Linked DNA regions of Mus musculus: all the other regions are linked to region 1. The links are chromatin loops, found by intact Hi-C in ENCODE. Cell type or tissue: gastrocnemius. All regions are shown on one strand.

What was found. Peaks named below come from ENCODE experiments on the same cell type or tissue, not always from the same donor. Only the 100,000 strongest peaks of a DNase experiment are listed, where the experiment ranks them.
Region 2: a loop joins it to region 1, with 12 times the contacts of the local background. A loop is called at or near these places in 5 of 42 quality-filtered maps.
Region 3: a loop joins it to region 1, with 3 times the contacts of the local background. A loop is called at or near these places in 9 of 42 quality-filtered maps.

Annotation. Positions count from the first base shown.
Region 1 is chr9:43,744,183-43,746,682 of GRCm38, forward strand. It overlaps Nectin1 (nectin cell adhesion molecule 1), which reads left to right. Exons shown (of 6, transcript NM_021424.3): 1 at 1-540. The coding sequence starts at 462. Gm46108 (a long non-coding RNA gene) reads right to left here. Exons shown (of 4, transcript XR_003948147.1): 3 at 1,134-2,500. Among named protein-coding and RNA genes, the nearest start is that of Nectin1, 1.5 kb to the left of the region's middle. In gastrocnemius, a CTCF peak has its summit at 1,085; DNase peaks (open chromatin) are centred at 408 and 1,292; H3K4me3 peaks cover 2,199 bases; H3K27ac peaks cover 1,616 bases.
Region 2 is chr9:43,826,609-43,829,108 of GRCm38, forward strand. No RefSeq gene overlaps it. Among named protein-coding and RNA genes, the nearest start is that of Gm3898, 2.1 kb to the right of the region's middle. In gastrocnemius, a CTCF peak has its summit at 1,241 (motif pointing left); DNase peaks (open chromatin) are centred at 179, 528 and 1,234.
Region 3 is chr9:43,923,777-43,926,276 of GRCm38, forward strand. No RefSeq gene overlaps it. Among named protein-coding and RNA genes, the nearest start is that of Gm23326, 19 kb to the left of the region's middle. In gastrocnemius, a CTCF peak has its summit at 1,216 (motif pointing left); a DNase peak (open chromatin) is centred at 1,209.

The DNA of each region.
Region 1 (2,500 bases):
CCCTCCGCACCGCCCGGCCACCCTCGGAGAACAGCCGGCCATGGACGCCTGCAAGTTGGAGCCGAGCGGGAGGGTGTGAGCGCGCCCAGGGCCGGGAGCCTGCGCCGCGCTAGCCCGGTAGCCGGGCGCGCCGGGGGTGGGTCCCTCTCCCCAGCCGGGCTTTGCGTGGAAGAAGAGGGCGGGGACCGGGGCGAGGAGAAGAGCGGAGGAGGCGAAGGGGGCATGACTCGTGCAACTTACTGCGGGCATCTGCCGAGGCTCTGAGCCGGCGGCAGCCGGGGACCGGATTGCGGCCGCGCGGATCCCACCCAGCCCACCCCGCCCCGACCGACGGCTGCGGCTGACCTGGATCCTCCGAGCGCCCGCCAACCGCCAGCGATCCGCCCTCGTCTTCCAGACTGGTTTCTGGAGCGCGAGGAGCGCCCTCCTGGCAGCCCCTTTCGCCGGACCCCCACCCCCCGATGGCTCGGATGGGGCTTGCGGGCGCCGCTGGACGCTGGTGGGGACTCGCTCTCGGCTTGACCGCCTTCTTCCTCCCAGGTAAGGCGATTGCCTCTGCCTCCCTCCATAGCCCCCCACCCAACCAGAACCTCCCCGGGACTTGGAGCTGGATGATGGGCAAGGCTACGGGTTGTAGGGAGCGAACGGAGCCAGAAAAGTTGGGTCACGCTTGGATAAGGGGGGGCAGGAGGTGGCACCGTGGAGAAAGGGGTTGAGAAGCCCAACAGCCTGCCCTGCAGGGTAGCAATCGGATGCACGTCTCTATGTAGCAAGAAAGCACTTTCTCCGCTCAGTTCTTCACAAAAATAATAATATGTAATAGGGTTCTATTTATTTAATAACCAGTTCTCAGCTCGAGAAGCAGTTTGGAAACACTGCGTGTTACATAAATGCAAAATAATCACCGTAATCACGGGCTTGGGGTATGAGACAACAGCCCCAGGGGGAGGGCGTCAGTCTCCTAGCTGGTGGGCTGTGGGCTAGGAGAGTGGCGGGGGTTGGGGGCGACTTCATTTCTTTTGGCGGCCTCTTGTCAGATGGTTTCGGGCTCATGGGGGCCCCCTCCTGCCCCACATCGCCCCACAGCGGGCGATCGGAACCTGCTCCTGCGGCACAGGCAGCTTCTTACTCACCTGCGGTTCCTTTTCTGGAGGGTGAGGTCGGGCCGCCTAGGGATCGCAAACTCCGGGCCTTGCGCGGGGCTGGGCTCCGTCTCGGAACTCCACTTCTAAAGCGGAGGGCTCTCCCAGGAGGAAGCTCCACGGGCTTCATGCCAGCCAGGTGGCCGCATGACCCACTTTCCCGGGAGGCCCCGAGGGTGTCCCGCGTGTCTTTCCTCGAGGTGTGAGCTGCCGGCAGAAGAGGGGTTAACTCCGCGCCCGACCCTGGGGTGGCCCATATTGGCCTATTCTGACGGATGGGGTGGGGGCGGGCGGAGGCTAGGACGGCCCAGGCATATTGTGCTGGGGAATGAACTGGAAAATGCGTTTAGGAGGCAAATCCTACCGAGTCCCCTCGCCTGGGTTTAACCCCTTGGGTCCCTGGGGAAGCAACTAGGCTGCCAGCAGGACACTAATTCGGGTCAAAGTGGGGAGAGTATCTCGCTAGCCAACTCCCCCGTCCCCCGTAAAGAAACCTGAGACAAGCTCTTGAGATAAGATGGGGTCTTGGAAGGCTTGTTTCGTGGTCGTCAACTCGGGGTGGCAAAATAGGGGGCTGGAATGCAGACAGAGACTTCTGGATTATTAAGAATATTGGATTCCCGGCCACTGTGATTCTGCAGGCTTGCCAGGCAGTTTGGTAAGGAGAGGTAGGCCTGCCTGTCCAGGTGTAGCTTGGACTCTCTCCTGGATGGCAAGAGCCTGGCCTCCTCTGCTTCCCTTACTGCCTCCTCCTCCTCCTGCTGCCGGCCTTCTCCGTGCTGGGGCGCTGCACCTCTCCAGCAGTGGTGGATGTCAGGAAAGCAGTTTGGGAAAGCCAGTACCTAGGCCAGTGTGGAGTGCTCCCCTCTTGGGTGTCCCAGGAAGGGACATTCCACATCCCTTTCCACTTCACAGGGGCATGCTGAACCCGTGGGGGCATGCTGAACCCGCCGCCACTGTGGTCTGGGTGAGAGTGACAGCCAGTCGGCTACTTTCTTGCTGATAGTGTTAAGTGCGGTGCACACAGAAACTCAGCCTCTGAATTTACATGGTCAGCATAGGCTGAACTTCAGAACGCCTTTTAATTCCCTAACTCTTCCTGGAACCCAGAGTAAGCCACTTGCCAAGAGCCCCTAAGGATTCCTAGCACACTAGGGGTTAACCTAATCCGGGGATGGACAAAGGGCCAGAGGGTTTGCGGAGGGATAAGCTCAGCACATTGTATCTGGTGCTTGGTTCCCCAGTTTTGGGTTGGAGCAGGTTAATTCCATTGGCGGGAGGTGGGGGTTGGGGTGGAAGGGGGGGTTGGGGTGGAGGGGGGGCGGGTTAGAGACCCATTGTACTCCACCCACACAAGA
Region 2 (2,500 bases), 82 kb after region 1:
GTTTTCCCAGTTCTCTCTAGCTCTTAGTGGTTCTTCTCCCAGCCGTGTCCGGCTGCCTGCAGGTGACAGAGCCTGCTCTAAGCCCTGTGGAGCTGAGACTGGGGAACACATTTGTCACGGTGTAACCAGAGAGTGTCTAGGGGCTTGATGCCAGTGCTCCAGCTGGGGCCAGCGCCAGGCCCCCTCCTCACAGCTGTCAAGAGGAGGCTCAGAGACAAAGCAACCAGGGGCCCTCCCTAGGGGTGAAGGGGGGAACGGACAGGGGCTAGGTGGGGCCCTGTCTGCAAAGGGACAAGAAAGCCACATCAGGTCCAGGCTACATGTGGAAACCAGGATCCCTAAGAAAGCCCTGTAGCCTATGTCAGGGAGAGCCACACGCCAGTCTGCACCTGACCACCTGGAGAACTTTGAACAAATTACTTCACCTCTCTAATCTGGACTTTGCTCATCAAGAATAACATTATCTAATTCTGTAAGCTTAGAGATCAAACAAACCAGAAACCAGCCAAGACACTGGGCAGAATGCCTGGCAAGCCACAGACATAAGCCAGCTTCTTCTCTTGGCCTTCTTTCCTGATCTCCTTTCTCCCTTCTACTTGTACCTAGTCCACAAAGTGGGGAGGTGGGGGGAGTCCTCCAGGTCAGTGGGATGGGGCCAGGGGACAATGAAGCTAGCTACACTTTGAAAGGGTAAACCTAGAAGAAACAAAGTCAGAGGCCTTCACCCTGGCCCTGCACATGTGTGAACCCTTGCTCAGAGCCTGACGCCCTCTTTGAGCCTTGTTTCTCCTAAACCCCCAACCCTTGATGCATATACAAACCCTTCCTGGATATTTTTGTTTTGCTGTGTATTACATAGTTTGATACCAAGCCCTTTATTGAGACAGTTGCCATCTCCTTTGCTAACGTGGTCCCAGAGAGTGATGGTTTAAGGCTCAGGAAACAGGGCCTTAACCCATAGACAGAGAGTGCAAATGGGGCTGAGACTCTAGTCCTTGGCCCTAATGCTTTCTCTCGCTTATGCTATGTTGGGATAGCCGGTGCCCCACAGCTAAACTGGTAGAAGGGAAACCTGAGCTCTGAGCCAAACAGGGAATGTGTTCATTCCCCTGCCGCTCCACCTCCTCAGCACCTCCTGAATGCCAGCCTTCTTCAGCTGGGCCCAGGGTACCAGATATAGCTGGGTCTTGGCCAGGAAGAATGAAACAAAGGCGGCTCAGGACAAGAGCGCCCCCTGGTGGAAGGTGAGATTCTAGTGCTTGGGCCCACCCTCTCCCAGAACTGCCCCTGGGGACTGGCCAGCCAAGACCCACTAAAACTAACAGAGCCTGAGCAAGAAAACCATGTCAAACTAGTCACCCAGTCACTCACAGTCCATAGATAAGAGTGAGAAAGGGTGCCAGGAGGATAGCCACTGGGGTGGAAGAGATAGGAGGGCAGCAGATGCCAAGGTGACCTGGCAGAGAGAGGGGTGTGTTGGATTGGTCCCAGCAGAAAATAGCTTCCACAACACCTGAGCAAGTCACCCATGGGGTCTATAGTAAGGGCTAGCCTGAGCTACATGAGACTGTGTCTCAGAAAGGAAAAAAGGCAGGATGGAAGGAAGGAAGGAAATTATATCACTCAGGGTGGAAGGCGACAGGCGAACAGCTTCAAGGGGACAAGACTGGCTAGGCTGTGATGACAGCAGTATCCTATGATGACATGATAGTGGCTCTGGAGGGGGACAAGACTGGTGGATAGATGCTCCTACCTGTGTGCATCTGCTAACTCCAAGGAGGAAAGAGTGTAGAGAGGTGGGAGAAGGGAGGGAAGAACAGGAAGGCTGAGGATACCAAAGAGAAGACCTCATGCAAAGTTCCAGGCCTTAGAGGAACAGAGACCAACAAGGTTTGCTTATCTGGTTGTAGTAGCCCAATCCAAGATGTCTGTGAACAAAGGGTATCATGCTGCAGCAGAGGGTCTGCGGAGGAGCCCGAGGCATGGGAACCCCTGCGGATAGATGTACACACCATGTACACACACATGCAACCCAGCCCCAAGAGCCTCCCTTCAGCAGACACGGCCCTCCCGATGGAGCCATAGGCCAGTGGCTGTGTATGGATGGAGGGATGCTGAAGCTACATGGGGCTGGGTGGAGCTGTTGTGGAGAGACTGTCCTCTGAATACCAGAAGCTAAAACCCCAAAGAGGGGCCACAGATTCTACGACAGCCAAGCTGTGCCAGGGTACCTGCCAGGCAGCCTCGCTCCTCCTCTCCTTCACAGGATTGGGACTGGGGGCGGGGCAGAATGCTCGTCAAATCCACTTTAGGAAAATTGGCTACATGATGTTTATTGCAAACTGCAATTTAGCATCTCTATTCAGGTCCTCTCCATGTTTAATTACATATAATACGGTGGAGGGAAGGAAGCAGAGAAAGAACTCCGTATGACTCCTTCCTCGGTCTCTCCCTTCCAGAGTGTTAAGGAGAGCAGAGGTGAGACATGGAGCCCAGCAGA
Region 3 (2,500 bases), 180 kb after region 1:
TTTCCCAGAGGAGGAACAGGCCCAGGAAGGTAAGAGGCGAGGAGGGGGTGCATGCTGCCCCAAATCTGTTTCTGGGAACCCCATCTTGTTCAAGGTCCCCACTTTGGGTGTGCTCCCAGTTCTTTCTCCACAGGCTTTGTCAACATCATTAACTTGCCCTTATCTATCCAAGCCACCACTTCTAGCCTCCATCCCAGCCTTGCTGATTCACTTCTGTCCACCAGGCCCCCAGGGCATCTCCAAAGGTTAGTAGACCTTGGCCACTATCACACTAAAAGAACCAATGGAGAGAAGAGGGAGACGATGAGGTGGTATGTGACCCACTTGGGACCTAGTTGGGGCGAGCTAGCTCCGTGGCAATGTTGGTGCTGGCAGACAAGGGCTCTGTGGGAAAGGGAGGGTTTGTGGGGAAAGCAGGAGTGACAACAAGAAATGAAGCCAGAGAATTCGAGAAGAAGTAGTTCTGTTCAGAATGCCTGTCTCTGACATCCCCACAGCCCAGACCTGAGCTATCCTCAAACCTCAGCAGAAACTCTGCCTTTCCCATGGAATCTTCGATGGCCTCCAACGGAGTTTTCCTTCTCCCTGTGGACTTTCTCCACACAGGCAACAAATTTTTGCCCTGTGTAAACCTGACTAGATCTGGGGCTCCATGAGGAAGAGGCCAGATCTTGCCCACCATCATGAGAGCTTTGTGATGGTTAATCTCCGTTTAAATTTAGATTAGATTTAGAATCACCTCGTTGTGCCCGTGGGGGTGTTTCCAAAAAGACTTAACTAAAGAGGGGTGATCCACCCCGAATGTGGACAACACCAATCCGCTTGGGTTCCAGACAGAATAAAAAGGAGAAAGTCAGAGCTGGAGACATGGCTCAGCATTGCTGCCCTTGCAGAAGACCCGGGCGATTGTGGGAGGACGGCGAATGAAGCAGGGTTGATGATAGGGTGGAAGAGGATCAATGGCTCCCATCAGAGGTCACAGAGGGGCTCGGGAAACACTTGTCAACAGAGATCTCCAGAAAGCACGGGAGACACCAGCTGACAGAGGTCTCCAGAGAACAGGTCACTACCACGCGAAGTTCAGCTTGCAATTGGGGACCAAATAGAAAAGAAGTATTCTCAGAATACTGAGAAATGGAGAAAAAGAATGTAGTCACCCAGGGAAGGGTCGGGGTGGTGGTGGGCATCACTGGCCGTGAGAACTATTGGAGCGCCCCCGTGTGGTTGTGCTAGCAGCAGCAGGGACAGAATAATTTATTTAACGAGTTTTTTTTTTTTTTTCCATTTCAGATATCTGTTTTCGTTTTTATAAATCGTGTTTTTCTTAATATTCCACTTATCTCCTCATGCTCGTGCTACCGTCTGCATTTTGAGCATGTGGAGTGTATTTACAATCACGGCTTCAGTATCGGGCGCCTGCCAACGCTGTCCAGCGTCTCTCTTTTGTTCTTTTTCTGTTGGCAGATTTTTCTTGTGGCAATGAGTAATACTTTTCTGCTTCTTTACATAGCTATTAACTTTCATTAGATGACATATGTTGAAATTTTTATTTTGTCAAGCTCTAGATTGTGCTATATTCCTTTAAAGAGTGATGCCTTTTTTTATTTGCATTTTTTTTATATAGTACAGTTTATTTAAAAAAAAAACAGTGCTGGACTTCTGGCTCAAGGTTATCTGGAACAGCTTTAATTTATCGATGTTGTTGTTGTTGTTGTTGTTGTTGTTGGATAAGTGTTGGCTAGATAGCCCAGGCTGGCCTCTAACACATGACTTCCTCCTCTGCCAGCAGAGAGCTGGATTACAGGACTGTACCACCATGCCTTTGTTGGTATTTCTTTCTTTTTGTTTGTTTATTTGTTTGTTTGGTTGGTTGGTTGGTTGGTTGGTTGGTTTGGTTCGGTTTTTTGAGACAGGGTTTCTCTGTATAGCCTTGGCTGTCCTGGAACTCACTCTGTAGACCAGGCTGGCCTCAAACTCAGAAATCCGCCTGCCTCTGCCTCCCAAGTGCTGGAATTAAAGGTGTGCGCCATCACTGCCTGACTTCGTATTTCTTTTTAAGATTTACCTTTTCAGGGTGAGGAGATAATTATGCAAGTGTGGCTGGCTTGGAACTCGTTCTGTAGAACAGGCTACAGAAATGAATTCACAGAAATCCTCCTGCCTCTGCCTCTCTCTCTCTCTCTCTCTCTCTCTCTCTCTCTCTCTCTCTCTCTCTCTCTCTCTCTCTCTCTCTCTCTCCCCCTGCCTCTGCCCCTGCCCCTGCCCCTGCCCCTGCCCCTGCCCCTGCCCCTGCCCCTGCCTCTGCCTCTGCCTCTGCCTCTGCCTCTGCCTCTGCCTCCTGAGTGCCAGGATTAAGGCAGTGCACTGCCCAGCTGGCTTAAGACTTGCTTGTAAGCTCTTTTATTATCTCCTCAAATATGTAGCTATCTATATTCAGCAAGGTGCTGTTGTTCTAATTTTATGAATATCAATGTTTTGCCTACATGTAAGTCCATGCATG